2 separate regions of the Homo sapiens genome follow, and region 1 is linked to region 2. Evidence: read pairs that join two places in POLR2A ChIA-PET (ENCODE). Cell type or tissue: OCI-LY7. All regions are shown on one strand. Links, peaks and the distances in the headings refer to the core of each region. The heading gives the core; the rest is flanking DNA.

Region 1 (8,336 bases), core at 18-8,017, 210 kb before region 2:
CAGTCAGCACTGTGAGCAGAAGTGCCCACCACTGTCTGCAAAGCCTTTCCTGGGCTGCCCTGAAAGCATCCTCAATTACACAGAGGGCTCTTCTCTTTATCACACATTTTCAGTTGTGAGATAGGTGAGGATCAAGAAGGATGCAAAGGCTGGGCATCATTTCAATAAACTTTTCATCTTCTCCAGCACAAAAGACAAACCAATGCCAGATATCATCCACATCCTGGCTCAGCCCCACTCAGGCCTCACCTCCCACCTATATCCTCCTGTTCCTGCGGGTCCACTCCTCCCACCCTTGCCTCCTGCTCTTCCTCCAGCCTCCAGATACAGTGGTGATGCTGCACAGGCCCCTCTGCACAGGCCTCTGCCTGTAATGTTCTCATGCCCTGATATCCACATGGCTGGCTCCTTCCCTTCATTCAGATCTTTGCTCAAAAGTCACCTTGTCATTGAGGCCTTTCCTGAGCACTCTAGGTAAACATCCCACTTCCTCCTTCGAAAAGTTCCAAGAAGGCAAGGACTTGACTGGCATATGGTATATGCTCAATAAATATTTATTGAATGCAGAAATGATGAGGGCATCGAGACAGCACCGATAAGCTAACAGGATGCCTCGGAAAGCTCAATGTCCATCACTGCACATCACACAAAACCAGACAAACTACAGACTTGGGAGGACTGACCTGCAAGGTCAGCACCACTCAGGGAGGAGTCCAAGAGGCAGTTGGGGCTACACTCACCTGTACAGAATGACTTCCGGCCAGGTTCCAGTGACTTGATCCCATCCCCTACTTGTGCAAAGATCTCCACTGTGTATGATGAGCCAGGTATTAATTCAGTGACTGTAGCGTCAGTAATTCCAATGTCCGTGACTACTTGTGTTGCGTTGCTGGAATTTCCAGCCTTCTCAATAAGAAGGCAGTAGGAGTACGTGGGAGAGGCGTCATCAAAGTTCTGCCAACTTAAAGTTGCTGCTGTGGTGTTGGTACTTACATCAATGTTGGACACATTGCTGGGCCCTTGATTTTAAAAAAAAGGCAATTCATGTAAAAGCACAGATTAAGTAGAATTCCAGGACTATTTACTATATCCAAAAATAGCCTGGCTCGTTTTAGAAAGAATGAATAAAACTAGTATTTGCTGGCTCAAAAGATGGAAAACTTCCCAAAAACACATCAAGAAAATAATTATACAGATTAAGTCTCAAAAGAAGTTTAATTTAGGCTTCTTTTAATACTTCAAGTTTATTTCAAATATATTTTTAACATTTAATTTCTAATCTGTTTTTTAAATCTAATAGATGGAGAAAAATATACTAAAAACATATTACAAACTAACATCTTTACCATGTATTTAATTCAAATATTCGCAAAACACCTCCCTAACTGTTGCAGGCGAAGCTCCTCATCTGGGCAGTATCTTCCAATACCAACATGACAAGGTGACCCTTCTCTACTCTGTATTCTCAAGGAATGACTAGAACCATTTCAGTCACCATTCCCAAGGAATCATTTCTTCCTTCTAATGACAATTCTAAGTTCACATAGCTTGAAGAACAGTGCCCCATGGTGACAGCAGAACCATTGCTGAGACCAATGTTTTCAACTTCAGCAGTTTCAGAGTCAACCTGGATCCCAGAAGCACACTGGCCATCATTTAACCAGTGCCTCCTCCAAGAGACAGTTAGAGAGGCTGTTCCTTAGAAGGGCATCCTAAGAGACTTACGTGTGTACTGTGCAGTGGAGTTGGGGTCCCCCCAGACGTGGTCCACTTCTGGAGAGATGGTGATGTTATATAAGGTGCCCGGAATCAGGCCCTGGAGAGTAATCGCTTTGTCATACGTGCTTGTGTGGTTAGAGCCATGCTTGGACTCTATGACTAAATGGTAGACATACTCGGAAGCACCGTCAGGGCTCTTCCAGTCCAGCCACATCTCCGTGGTGGTGACGTAGACCACGTGGATGTCAAACACTGCACTGGGAACTGCTCAGAAGAAAGGAAGGAGAAGGGAAAACTGTTACTATCATGACGCCCAGCTTCCTCTCCAAGTGCTGTCGAGAGGACCTGCTCTTTTGCCATTACGCTTTCTAATGAGTTCACAAAAGGCACACTCCAAAATCGAGCTGAGAAATGCACACACTCAGTGCTCTCAAGAATTTCAGCTCTTCTGTGACGCACATGAACTTCCCAGTTTATCTTACCAGTTCTCCAGTTTTTTGTTGTTGTCTTAAAAATGAGCCCTTAGGCTGGGTGCAATGGCTCATGCCTGTAATCCCAACATTTTGGGAAGCCGAGATGGATCACTTGAGGTCAGAGGTTCGAGACTAGCCTGGCCAACATGGTGAAAACCCATCTCTACTAAAAATACAAAAATTAGTTGGGTGTGGTGGTACACGCCTGTAATCCCAGCTACTCGGGAGGCTGGGGCACAAGAGTCGCTTGAACCCAGAAGGCAGAGGTTGCAGTGAGCCGATATCACACCACTGCACTCCAGCCTGGGCGACAGAATGAGGCTCTGTCTCAAAAAAAAAAAAAAAAAAAAAAAGGCCAGGCGCGGTGGATCACGCCTGTAATCCCAGCACTTTGGGCAGCCAAGGCAGGCGGATCACCTGAAGTCGGGAGTTTGAGACCAGCCTGACCAGCATGGAGAAACCCCGTCTCTATCAAAAAAAGTACAAAATTAGCCGGGCGTGGTGGTGCATGCCTGTAGTCCCAGCTACTTGGGAGGCTGAGGCAGGAGAATCACTTGAACCCGGAAGGCAGAGGTTGCAGTGAGCCAAGATCGCGCCATCGCACTCCAGCCTGGGCAACAAGAGCGAAACTCCATCTCAAAAAAAAAAAAAAAAAAAAAGCCCTTCAAGGGGTCATCTGAAGTGGAAATCACATTCAGTTTTTTTATATGGGTGCTGGTAACAAGATGTGTTCAGTTTGTAAAAGTTCATGAAGCTATGTGCTGAGGATACATCCCTTTTCGGTATGTATATTATATCTCAATAAAGAGGTTTTTTTGTTTTGTTGTGTTTTTTAAATCAGTCACTCAGAAGGAAACATCTTCCCGTGACACAGCCTTACATACCAAAGAGGAAAACTGAAATGGAGAGCTGACCTTTACTAAGTTGCAGCATTTGAGGACGGATGAGGAAGGGAAGAAAACAGGCACACCCTGCACCTTCAGAGCAGAGTCAGAAATGGAATCTCCCACAGGAGCCCATCCTCCGATCATCTCCCGCTGCCCACTCAGCCACCTGCACCAGGGATGCCTACATAGAGGCCCGGAAGTAACCGCGGAGGCTGGGCCTATTTTCTACCGCGGCTTTCAACCCTGTCTCTCTTTACCTGGCAACAAACGTCACCTCCAGGGAGAGGAAATGGGCAGGTAGGGGACAAAAAAGGGAAATGCTTTCACTGCAAACACCTTGTCCAAAAAACAAAAAAAATTGTGCCATGTTTACGTACTATCTACTCCAAAATTAATTTTTTTTTTAATTTTAAGTGGATTCTCCTTACAGAGAAGCCACTGGGAGGAGCCTTTGTTTCCTACCAGCAGATTCCTGATGTCAAAGGGATTCCACAGACAAAAGCCCATGAAAGGCAGCCTTTGTCTATAAACATAAAAACCTAGAAACAACCTAAATATTCAATAACATGGGGAGGGCTGTGGGCACTGTGATCTGGCTGCATGATGAAATACTCTTTAGCCACTAAAAATATGAAGGCCATGCTAACTATAGGGGAAAGTTGTGGTATAGACTGAGTAAAAAGAAATTCAAATACAAAATAAAAGTATTTGTATAATAATTACAGTATACAAGCAAAATGTATGACTGTGGACACAGAGAGAAAAGGAATTCAGTTGGGTTAGAAAAATAGAGATATTTGTTCCTTTTCATTTTTATTGTGGTAAAACATACATACCATAATATTTATCATCTTAACCATTTGTCAGTGTACAATTCGGTATCATCAATATTCACAATGTTGTGTAACTATCACCACTACCTGTACCCAAAACACTGTCATTATCCCCAGCATAAACTGTAGCCATTAAACAATAATGCCCACTCCCTCCTCTGAACAGCCCCTGGTAACCTCTATTCTAATTTCTGTAGAATATTAAGTTGCCTAATCTAGGTACTCATGTAAGTGGAATCATCCAGTATTTGTCCTTCTGTGTCTGGCTTCACTTAGCATAATGTCCTCAAGATCCATCCATGTTGTACCATAAATCAGAATTTCTTTCTTTCTTATGGCTGAATAGTATTTTGTTGTATGGATGAACCACATTTTATCTATCCATTCATTTGTTGATGGGATCTTGGGTCCACCTTTGGCTACTGTGAACAATGCTACTACTATGAACACTGATGTACAAATAACTGTCCAGGGGCCTGTTTTCAATTCTTTTGGAGATATACATAGGACTGGAATTACTGGATCATATGGTATTCGTTTCCTTTTTTTGAAATTGCTTTTAATGCTGTTAAGCTGACTTTTTCCAATAACAATAAAGGTTATTTGATAATAGAAAGGTAACCCCCCTAAGAGTTTAGATCTTATAGCAAGCCTTCTTGACTTTCATTCAATGGGACCATTGAATGAAACGGGTCCTTTGAGACAATGCAATTCCAGGCAGGTGTTAAAATTACCCTGTAGAAATACTGATATTAAGAGGAAAGAATATTCACAATAAACTATAGTAAAAGAGATGCCCTCTCCTCACTAATACTAAACTTTACTGCTGTACCACATCAAAGTGTCAATCTACATGGTGGTTAAGCACTTGGTCTTAGACAGCAGACACAGGTCAGTTTGCCACCTTGTCACTCTGGGCCAGTTACTTAAGTTTGCAGAGCCCCCATTTCTTACTCTGTAAGACAGAAATGATAATAATACCTGCTCCATGAAGTTGTGTTAAAAATGTAAAATGCAGTATGAGAGCACTCAGCACTTCGCAGACCCCCAGCATATTATATTATTGTTACAGTAAGTTCTGGGCAATAGCAAGTAGCACAACATCATGCATCTCCCTCAGTGGTGATCCTCTTACCATTATCCACATCCTTAAAAGACAGAAGAAACATGTTGACGTTAAGACGTCATGTCAACAGTCTGAAATGCAGATTTGCAAAGGGAATACTGCATTTCATCTGAGGGATGCATTTTAGTAGATCCCTTATTTCAGAAGCAGATCCTCTGAGTGACTATCGGTGCTTAACCCAACCAGCACAGTTGAAGAAGCTTCTTCAAGGAGAATCTCAAAAGCGTAACTCATTTCATGTGTGTTTCAAGGAATCTGTCCCATTTCTTTTATATATATATATATGTTTTTATTATACTTTAAGTTCTAGGGTACATGTGCACAACGTGCAGGTTTGTTACATATGTATACATGTGCCATGTTGGTGTGCTGCACCCATTAACTCATCATTTACATTAGGTATATCTTTATTCTACCCTCTGTATAAAAGATTTCAACTATCTTGAATCTTAGATCAAGGAAGACTGTATGTTTTTCAACCTTTCCAAAAAACAATTATTTCAAAATTTTAAAACAACAATAATGAACATTACTCTCTAGGATTTCCCAGAAGTTTCTCCTGTAGGCCTAGAAATAATTTAATAATTTAAACTGTTTCTATAAAAAAAAATTTTTTTTTGAGACAGGGTCTCCCAGGCTGGTGCTAGTCTGCAACTGTTGGGCCAAGCAATCCTCCTGCCGCAGCCTCTCAAGTAGCTGGGACGATGGGTGCAGGCCACCGTAGCTGACTATAAAATGATTTTATCAATTTCAATTAGCCTTCTAGAACTAACAAAGTATCTCATCACAGTGTTGTTTAGGAAAGACTGTGAACAGTCCACCTGCCCAACACAGCACAGTAGTTAATTTCTAACACATCTTGACCAGAGGTTCTTAAACTTTTTGCTCTCAGGACTTCTTTACCATCTTAAAAGTTATTAAGGCTCTCAGAGAATTTGTATTTACATAGGTTATATTTATTAATATTTACTATATCAGGGATTTAAAATGAAGAAATTTTTAAAATGTAAGAATCCACAGCATATATTCCATTAGACCTGAGAGACAATGTCATCCCATATCGGATCAAAGTTGGAAAACTCCAAAAGAGAATGAGAATGAAAAAGCCAAATAACATTTTAGTATTGTTATGATAATACTACCTTGGAGACCCCTTGAAAGAACCTAGGGATCCCTAGAGAGCCCTGGACCACAATTTGAAAACCACTGATCTAGCCCAGAGGTCAGCAAACATTCTCTGTAATGGCCAGAAAATAAATATCTCAGGCTTCACAAGCCACACGTTCTCTGCTGCCACTACTCAATTCTAGCACCAAAGTAGCCATAGACAGTACATAAGCAAATGAACATGGCTGTGATCCAATAAAACTTTATTTACAAAAACAGACAATGAGCCAAATTTGGCATAGGGGCCATTCTTATCTGCCAACTCTGTTTCAGATGATGGAATTCCAGGCAGGTGTTCAAATCATCCTGTAGAAATATTTTATTAAGAGGAAAGAATATTCATAATTAATTGGCAAGTTGGGGAAAAGGCAGATTACAAAACCACATGTACAGATGGCCTCAATGTTTGTGAAAGAAATAAATATATATTTGTGGGCTGGGTGCAGTGGCGCACACCTGTAATCCAAGCACTTTGGGAGGCTGAGGTGGGCAGATCATTTGAGATCAGGAGATCAAGACCAGCCTGGCCAATATGGCGAAACCCTGTCTCTACTAAAACTATAAAAATTAGCCAGGCATGGTGGTGCACACCTGTAATTCCAATTACTCAGGAGGCTGAGGCACAAGAATCGCTTCACTTGAACCCAGGAGATGGAGGTTGCAGTGAGCCAAGATCATGCCACTGCACTCCAGCCTGGGTGACAGGGTAAGACTGTCTCAAAAAAAAAAAAAAAAAAAAAAAAAAATATATATATATATATATATGTGTGTGTGTGTGTGTGTGTATTAAATATTAAATATATATGTATTAAATATATGTATACTCACACATATATTTGTGTATCTATATGTATATGTTTAAAAATTGTAAAATGTCATACATCAAAAGTGATTATCTCTGCTTGATGGTTTCCATGTAAGTTTTTTCTACTTACTTGTCTGTATTTCATATAATAAATAAGCATTAGTGTTATGAAAATTTTTAAAGTTTTTTCTTAGATAATTAAAAGAAAAACAATATTTGGAAACATTATGTTTATTAATTATACTGATTTCCTTTAAGAAACATGATGGTTTAACAGAAAAGCCTATTTGCTTACCAGTTCTATTGCAAACTGTCCGAGATGCCCCTTCAGTCCCATTTGGTCCTTTTGGAACTATTTCAAAGCAATACTTGGTTCCAGGGAACAAGCCACCAATGATAATACTTTGGTTGGTGGTTATTTCTACCCGAGAATTGCCAGCTCCCTCCTGTGTGATATGCATCTGAAATGATTCTGCATCATGGCTGCTCCATGCTAAGCCGATCTCCGTCGTGCTGACCACTGTCACTCGGAAGTCAGAAACTGGAACAGGGGCTATGCAAAGAAAGTAAACAACTAGATTAAAAATATACTTCTCCAGGAGACAGGGATGCCCCACCTCAGAAAATACTGAGATGAAATGTACACTTAGGACACCTGATCCCTCTCTCTGTCTTCTTTGTATCATCACCTACAACATGAGCCCCTCAGAAACTGCTGTTTCTGGCCATGGAGAGAGCACTTGATCATGAGAGTGCAGAAGCTCTGTGCTTACATTGCACACAATCATTCACAGGAAATGAGAGGAGGCGTGAGCTCCTGTGGTCAAGGGCTCAGGCTCTGGAGGAGAACCTTGGCCACACTGGCTGCTTTATCTCGAATGCATTACTAGCCTCCCAGAGCCTCTGTTCAGGGAGGGACAGCAGAGAGAGACCAGTCTTGACCCCCAAAATCCATTCCCCCATTTTCCCTTCATCATACCCACCCAGATTTTTAGCCCTGTGTGTGCATACCTGTTGGAAACAAAGACCACATTTCCCAGCTCCCATGGAGCTAGATGTTGCAATGTGACTAAGTTTTGCTCAACGAAGCATGAGCAGAGGTACTGGGTGACTTCTAGGAAGTGTCCTTTAAGGGTGGGGCACAACCTTCTGCCCTTCCTCCTTCTTATACCTGTAGTGTGGATGCAATGACTGGAGCTCACGCTGCCTGGCTCTAGAACCAAAACCTCAGCGGTGGCTGCAGCTTCCTGATCCCAGGATCACAGCTCAGAACATAGACCCCTGGATCCCGCAACTACAGCAGAGACTTCCTGATTCCTCCCTCTG
Region 2 (8,336 bases), core at 25-8,024:
TTTCAGCTCACTGCAACCTCCGTCTCCTGGGTTCAAGCGTTTCTCCTGCCTCAGCCTCTTGAGTAGCTGGGACTACAGGTGCACGCCACCACACCCAGCTAATTTTTGTCTTTTTAGTAGAAATGCGGTTTCCCCATGTTGGCCAGGATGGTCTTGATCTCCTGACCTCGTGATCCACCTGCCTCGGCCTCCCAAAGTGCTGGGATTACAGGTGTGAGTCACTGCACCCAGCCTCTAGTCACAATTTTTTTAAATAAATATATATTGATTGAAAAATTTGGTGAATGAAGTTCAGAGTTTCCTTTGGTGGCTTTCAGGAAACAAGCTACTGTCCCCTCCCACTCTTATTCAGAGTCACCCGCCTGGGCCTGCCCACACTCTCCCTCTCCACGCCGCTCCCCTCCCCTAAAAAAAGGTCAAGTTCTGGAAGACTGGGCTACTGCAGCAGCTGTCCCACTGGCTGGCTGGAGGTGTGTGAAGGACAGGTAAACAGCAGCATGTGGTGGCAACAGAAATTCCCTTCATGCCAATATGTCCTGTAAACAGAATGAAAAAAATGTCATCATGTTTACCTTCTAGGGAGTCTTACAAAAACAACTTTCCTGCTTCCCTAAGCTTCTAGATAAAAGAAAATAAACGGCTCTGCTCTGAGTCAGCTGACAGCTATAAACCATTGAGTCTGAGGGAAATTTTTGGTCAAGAAGTGGTAGCAGGCCAGGCACGGTGGCTCATGCCTGTAATCCCAGCACGTTGGGAGGCCGAGGCGGGTGAATCACCTGAGGTCAGGAGTTCAAGACCAGCCTGGCCAACATGGTGAATCCCCATGTCTACTAAAAGTACAAAAATTAGCCGGGCATAGTGGCAGGTACTTGTAATCCCAGCTACTCAGGAGGCTGAGGCAGGAGAATAGCTTGAACCCAGGAGATGGAGGCTGCAGTGAGCCCAGATCATGCCACTGTACTCCAGTCCGGGTGACCGAGACTCCATCTCAAATAAAAAAAAAAAAAAAAGAAGTGGCAGCAGCCTCTTGTATGCCTGGTCTATCCTGGCTGCAGAGAGTTGTGTGTGGAACAAGTATCATTCTTGAACTGGCAGGAAAAGGATCTCTGGGAAGTTGCAGTGTCCACAGAGAGAGCAGGGCCAGCCCAGAAAATCTAAATGAGTCTCCTGGCCTGCCTCCAAAGGCAGCAAGCAGGGCCAGTGTCATGGGTGTGCAATCTCAGTTTAGAGGTGCCCTTGCACGTGGCTGAATGCTCTGCTGACACTGTCTTGAAATTTTTAATAATTTTCCAACACGGGATCTATATTTTCATTTTGTTCCAGGCCCTGTAAGTTACATAGTCAGTCCTGTAGGAAGTGTCACAAAACTCCTTTGTCACCTCAAGTATCCTAGCTTATTATTTTAGTTTGTTATGAAACATATTGAGTCCATTGTTTTTCTTTTCTTTTCTTTTTTTTTTTTTTTTTTTGAGACAGAGTCTTGACCTATCACCCAGGCTGGAGTACAGTGGTGCGATCTCGACTCATTGCAAACTCTGCCTCCTGGGTTCAAGGGATTCTCCCACCTCAGCCTACTGAGTAGCTAGGACCACAGGTGTCCACCACACCTGGCTAATTTTTGTGTTTTTAGTAGAGATGGGGTTTCACCATGTTGGCCAGGCTGCTCTCAAACCCCTGACCTCAAGTGATCCACCTGCCTCAGCCTCGCAAAGTGCTGGGAGTACAGGCGTGAGCCACCGCACCCGGCATATACAGCCTGTTCTTATTCACCAGTGTGCCAAAATGTATGGGATCCTTTCCTAAAAGCCATTTTATGTATTTATTTATTTATTTATTCATTTATTTATTATTAGAGACAAGGTCTCTTTCTCTCTCTCTCTCTCTCTCTCTCTCTCTTGCCCAGGCTGGAGTGCAGTGGCATGATCACGGCTCACTACAGCCTCAAACTCCTGGGCTCAAGTGATCCTCCCACCTCAGCCTCCTGAAGTAGCTATGATTACAGGCACAAGCCACTGCACCCAGCCTGAAAGCCATTTCAGAAGGGCTTGAGGATCCAGGCACTTGCACCTGTGGATGTGTGGGAGGGAAGGCCACGGTCAGGGTCAACAGAGCAGACAGGGAGTCTGGGCTCAGTAGCTCACGCCTATAATCCTAGCAGTTTGGGAGGCCATGGCAGGCGAATCGCTTGAGCCCAGGAGTTTGAGACCAGCCTGGGCAACATGGTGAAACCTCATGTCTACAAAAAATTTAAAAAAAAAACCTAACCTGGCATGGTGGTGCATGCCTGTAGTCCCAGCTACTTGGGGATGCTGAGGCAGGAGGATCACTTGAACCTGAGAGGTCAAGACTGCAGCGAGCAGAGATCATGCTACTACACTGCAGCCTGGGCAACAGAGGGAGATAGGCCAGCCTACTAACTTGATATACAGCCAGGCACTTTATCCCACTGCAGAGAGAAGGGAGAGAAGGCATCACAAGCCCCTTCAGCACTGGGTGGGTACTCTTAGGGCTAGAGAAGGGAGGTAGGCCAGTTACCATTTCTTGTGCCAGCATCTCTCTTTATTCCTGGTCCCATGGGGTGCTCAGAATTAGTGGTTCACAGTGTAGCATCTTTGAGGAAAATCTTCCAAAGAAGACACAGAAGCAGAGTCTTTAATTTTTGTTGTTTGCTCTGTCATTCAATAAATATTTACAGACTCCATCTCTACAAAAAAAAAAGGCCGGGCGCAGTGGCTCACATCTGTAATCCCAGCACTTTGGGAGGCCGAGGCAGGCAGATCACCTGAGGTCAGGAGTTTGAGACCAGCCTGGCCAACATGGTGAAACCCTGTCTCTAATAAAAATACAAAAATTAGCCAGGTGCAGTGGCAGTGGCAGGTGCCAGCTACTTGGGAGGCTGAGGCAGAAGAATTGCTTGAGCCTGGGAGGTGGAGGTTGCAGTAAGCCAAGGCCGTGCCACTGCACTCCAGCCTGGGTGACAGAGCAAGGCTCTGTGTAAAAAAAAAAAAAAATTAGCCAGGCATGGTAGTGCACACCTGGGGTCCCAGCTACTCAGGAGGCAGAGGTAGGAGGATCACTTGAGCCTAGGAGGTCGAGGCTACAGCAAGCTGTGATTATAACACTGCACTCCAGCCTGGGTGATAGAGTGAGACCCTGTCTCTAAAAAAATATATATATATGTGTGTGTGTGTGTGTGTGTGTATGTGTATATATATACAGATATAGATATATATCTATATATATCTATATCTATATCTTTAGTAGAGATGAGGTCTTGCTATGTCACCCAGGCTGGTCTCAAACTCCTGACTTCTCCTGGCCTCAAGTGATCCCCCTGCCTCAGCCTCCCAAAGTGCTGGGATTACAGGTGTGAGCCACCACACCCAGCCAAAAAGAAAAAAAAAAAGAGAGATATTTATTGAGCACTTAGTGGAGCTAGGCAATAAGCAACTAAATGAACACAATGATAAATATGAATTGTGGTAAGGGTTATGAAGAAAACAAAGACTGCCAAAAGAGAGTACCTGGACAGAGGTGGGGAAGGGCAGGAGAACTACTTGGCTAGTATGATTGGGGAAGGACTCTGATAACCTGAGCTTTTTCAGCTGAGATCTAAAAGATAAGTAGAAGCAGCTATGTGCAAAAAGGAGGAAGAGCAGACCCAGTAGCGGAAAGCACTGTGGGATGTTGGCATGTGCAGGAATGTGGCCTCTTCATGAAATGGACAAAGGCCAGTGGCAGGCCGGGCGTGGTGGCTCATGCCTGTAATCTCAGCACTTTGGGAGGCCGAGGCAGATGGATCACGAGGTCAGGACATCGAGACCATCCTGGCCAACATGATGAAACCCTGTCTCTGCTAAAAATACAAAAATTAGCCTGGCATGGTGGCATGCACCTATAATCCCAGCTACTCAGGAGGCTGAGGCAGAAGAATTGCTTGAACCCAGGAGGCAGAGGTTGCAGTGAGCTGAGATCGCGTCACTGCACTCCAGACTGGGCGACAGAGCGAGACTCCATCTCAAAAAAAAAAAGGCCAGTGGCTGGAGTGTCAGGAAAAATGAAAAATGGGGAGTATGCAGTAAGAGGAGGCGGGGTCTGAAGAGGTGGGCAGGGCCAGACCATACAGGGTTCTGCAGGCCACACTGGGGACCTTGGGTGTCATTCCAAATGTATCAGTCTTCGAAGACTTGTAAGAGGGACTGTAATGCCATCAGATTTACATTTGGGAAACCAAGAATAAAACCCAAATCTCCATCCTAGCTCTCTTTCTACTTCACTCAATGTCTCCTAGGTTCGGCCCTCTTCCAACTACAGAAAGGTCAGCCCTTGTACTAGAAGAGCTTTGAGGAACAGAAGACTAGCTAGAACTGAAAGGCAAAATGTTGCTTAGCAACCAGAAGGGTGGGGAAGTGTGGTTTTGCCACCTGGCATCCATTTACCCTTCTTACTAGTGTCTTCAACCGCAGATTTCCTCTTGGAGGAATGGAACAGGACCCCAAATGGAAAAACTAGCTACAAGTTACTAGTTAGGTAAGAAATGGCAGTGTCTCAGACAGGGGTAGTAGTAATGGGAATGGGAAAAAATGAGTGGAATTGAAGTATGCTTTAGAGGGGGAAGAGTTAGGTTTTTTGTTTGTTTGTTTTTTGTTTTTGAGATGGAGTCTCGCTCTATCCCCCAGCTGGAGTGCAGTGGCGCGATCTCGGCTCACTGCAACCTCCGCCTCCCTGGTTCATGCCATTCTCCTGCCTCAGCCTCCGGAGTAGCTGGGACTACAGGCACCCGCCACCAGGCCCAGCTAATTTTTTGTATTTTTATAGAGACAGGGTTTCACCGTGTTAGCCAGGATGGTCTCGATCTCCTGACCTTGTGATCTGCCCGCCTCAGCCTCCCAAAGTGCTGGGATTACAGGTGTGAGCCACCGCGCCTGGCCAATAGTTAGGATTTAATGATGGATTGTGGCAGGATAAAAGAGAGAGATGTTCAGGGTCACAGGTATCTGGCATGAGAGACTGAACGGCTGTAGGTGACATTTACAAAACTGGGTGAAAACTGATCTTGGAGGTGAGGACCAAGATCAAGAGATCTATTTTGAAGGTGTTAATTTTTTTTTCTTAGAGATAGGATCTTACTCTATCACCTAGGCTGGAGTACAGTGGTGTGATCATAGCTCACTGCAGTCTCAAACTCCTGGGCTCAAGCAATCCTCCCACCTCAGCTGCTTGAGTAGCTTGGACTACAGGTGCACACAACCACACCTAGCTAATTTTTAAATTTTTAGTGGAGTCAGGGTCTCACTTTGTTGCCCAGGCTGGTCTTGAACGTCTAGCTTCAAGTGATCCTCCCTCCCCAGCTTCCTAAAACATACATGTTAATTTGAGATGACTGTGAGGTATCAGAGTGGATGCAGCTATCCCAGCCCCACTAGACAGGTCAGAGGGAGGCTTCTGTCCAAAGGCTTGCTCGGAGGGACAGAATGCTCAGAAAAGAAGGGCAGGGCCTGGCTTCCTGCTCCCTCACTGCCAGCTGCTGGGTCCTGGGCCCCCAGACCAAGACTCCAGGATAGATTGTGCAAAATTTGGAATAATCAGTGACCTTTGTTTTTCACCCATCCTCACAGTTGCTTCAGGTCACCCCCTGATGTGGCACTTACACGCAGAAACACAAGGTTTAGAATAAATACAACTAAAAGACATGCACTGTGGAATGACTCATGCTCATTGAATGTGGGCACTAGCCTTTTCTCAGGAGCACCAAGTCCCAGAACCACAATGGCCTGGGAGACAGGGACCCTGGGTGGATGGGCCCTCCATTTGCACAGCACTTTGGGGCTTACAAAGCACTTTCACATCCATTGTTTCATTTGATTCTCTCAACAATTTTTGAGGGATTATCCTTAACTCTACTTTATATGAGAAGGTTCAGAGAGGTTAAGTAATTTGCCTGGGTTGCACAGGTATTAGGAGGAGTCAGAAATTAAGGACAGGGGCTGGGTGCAGTGGCTTACACCTGTAATCCCATAACTTTGGGAGGCCAAGGTGGGTGGATCATCTGAGGTCAGGAGTTCAAGACCAGCGTAGCCGACATGGTGAAACCCCGTCTCTACTAAAAACAAAACTTAGCTGGGCATGGTGGTATGCGCCTGTAGTCTCAGCTACTCAGGAGGCTGAGGCAGGAGAATTGCTTGAGCCCGGGAGGCGGAGGTTGCAGTGAGCCGAGATCGTGCCACCACACTCCAGCCTGGGTGATGAGCGAGACTCAGTCTCAAAAACAAACAAACAAAAAAAAAAAAACACAAAATTAAGATCAGAAACCAAAACAAATCATCTAATGCCAAGATTGAGGCACTTTCTAGCAAGCCACGTTCCATGGCAGGGATTGCCCATGTTCAGAGAAAGCTGCCTTCACTTCTAAGATATAATATGAGAGGCACAGGAGGCCCCCACTGCCTGTGACATTGCCCAGAACCCAGCCTAGTAAATTGCAAGGACCCCACAGAGATTCTATTCAGTCTCCTCGTCTTACAGCTGAAGAAAAAACTGAGACTCAGGGAGGGAAGAAAGTACGTGGCAATATCAGGACTAAAACCCAAATCTCCAGCCCAGATCTCTTTACACTTCACTCAAGGCCCCTGGGTTTGGCCCTCTTCCAACTCCAGAATGGTCAGCCCTTGTGCTAGGCGAGCTTTGCAGAACAGAAGAGGAACCAGAGCAGAAAAACAAAATGTTGCTTAGCAACCAGAAGGGTGGGCATGTGTGGTTTTGCCACCTGGCATCCATTTACCCTTCGTTCTGGTGTCTTCATCCCCGGCTTATTATCAGGGCACCAGCTACACACCCTTTTCAGGCTCTGCTCCTCAAAGAAATTCATTTCCTGGAGTTCACTTCACTTTCCGCTCCAAGAGTGGGCATGTGACTCAGGGTTGGCCAATCGGAGCATCACATTCCTCTGGCCAGTAAAGGGTCTGGGGCGGGTAGCAGGCTGGATAGGCTTTTCACATGTAATGCTTCACAAGATTGCAAAGCACCACTCAAGGACTGGAGGCTGGCTGAAGTGCTTTACAGACAAGGTCCTGGGTCCAATCCTGCCCCCTCTGCAACTCCAAGCCACCGCCTGATTTTGGCCAGCTGTTCACAAATGTGAATAAACAAGGAAGAAAATGTGAATCTGAGCCAGGCGCAGTGACTCATGCCTGTAATCCCAGCACTTTGGGAGGCCAAGGCTAGCGGATCACTTGAGGCCGGGAGTTCAAGACCAGCCTGTCCCAACATGGTGAAACTCCACCTGTACTAAAAATAGAAAAAATTAGCTGGCCATGATGGCCTGCACCTGTAGTCCTAGCTGCTTAGGAGGCTGAAGCATGGGAATCACTTGAGTCCAGGAGGCGAAGGTTGCAGTGAGCCAAGATCGTGCCATTGCACTGCATCCTGGGTGACAGAGAAAGACTCTGTCCCAAAAAAAAGGAAAATGTGAATCGAGTGACGTAAACCCCTCGACAATATAACTCCAATATCCTGCTAACAGGGGAGGAGGGGGAAGTCTTGGAAGGCTCACAAACTTCTCAAGATTCCTAAACTCATAAAGTACAGATTGCAAAGAGAAGTAGCAAAGATTCACCCATCTCCTCCATATCTCAGACAAGGAAACCAAGGCCCAAACTGGGGAGGTGAGTCCTTAAAGCCATGCAGAGAGTAGGTGACCCAGGTCAGTACTCAGCCAACAATGGCCCCTGACTGCTTTTATGTTATGATAGCAAATGGCCCAGGGTCTTTTTTTTTGAGACAGAGTCTCGCTTTGTTGCCCAGGCTGGAGTGCAGTGGCATGATCTCGGCTCACTGCAACCTCTGCCTCCCGGGTTCAAGCGATTCTCCTACCTCAGCCTCCTGGGTAGCTGGGATTACAGGCGCACACCACCACACCCGGCTAATTTTTGTATTTTTAGTAGAGATGTGGTTTCACCATGTTGGCCAGGCTGATCTCGAACTCCTGACCTCAGGTGATCCGCCCGCCTCGGCCTCCCAAAGTGCTGGGATTACAGTGTGAGCCATAACTCCTTTTTTTTTTTTTTAACCTCTAAGTTGGTAGACAGATGGCCCCTTCAGCCTTGCAGATTGGGATGCTTGTCAAAGCTGAAGAATACCCTCTGGCACCCCTATCTCCTTAGTAGTAGCAACAGAGGCAGCCCTGACCCAGCTGCATTTTTCTCAGGCTTTCTCAGACAAAGGGCCTGCATGCCTTGCCTTGTTATCTGTTACTCTTAATCAGCTCTGCTCCATTTTCTATCATGTTTTATCTGTAAAAGCCTCCTTGGCTGCCCAACAGGAAAGCTGGGCCGAGG

What was found. Peaks named below come from ENCODE experiments on the same cell type or tissue, not always from the same donor. Only the 100,000 strongest peaks of a DNase experiment are listed, where the experiment ranks them.
Region 1: POLR2A ChIA-PET joins it to region 2 with 22 read pairs; 4 of 35 experiments call an interaction of 5 or more read pairs at or near these places.

Annotation. Positions count from the first base shown.
Region 1 is chr11:48,129,686-48,138,021 of GRCh38, reverse strand. PTPRJ (protein tyrosine phosphatase receptor type J) reads right to left here. Exons shown (of 25, transcript NM_002843.4): 8 at 7,306-7,563; 9 at 1,726-1,983; 10 at 741-1,019. Among named protein-coding and RNA genes, the nearest start is that of MIR3161, 37 kb to the right of the region's middle. In OCI-LY7, for the core only: no CTCF peak of the experiment used is centred there; no DNase peak of the experiment used is centred there.
Region 2 is chr11:47,916,668-47,925,003 of GRCh38, reverse strand. No RefSeq gene overlaps it. Among named protein-coding and RNA genes, the nearest start is that of PTPRJ, 60 kb to the left of the region's middle. In OCI-LY7, for the core only: no CTCF peak of the experiment used is centred there; DNase peaks (open chromatin) are centred at 4,393 and 6,733; H3K4me3 peaks cover 732 bases.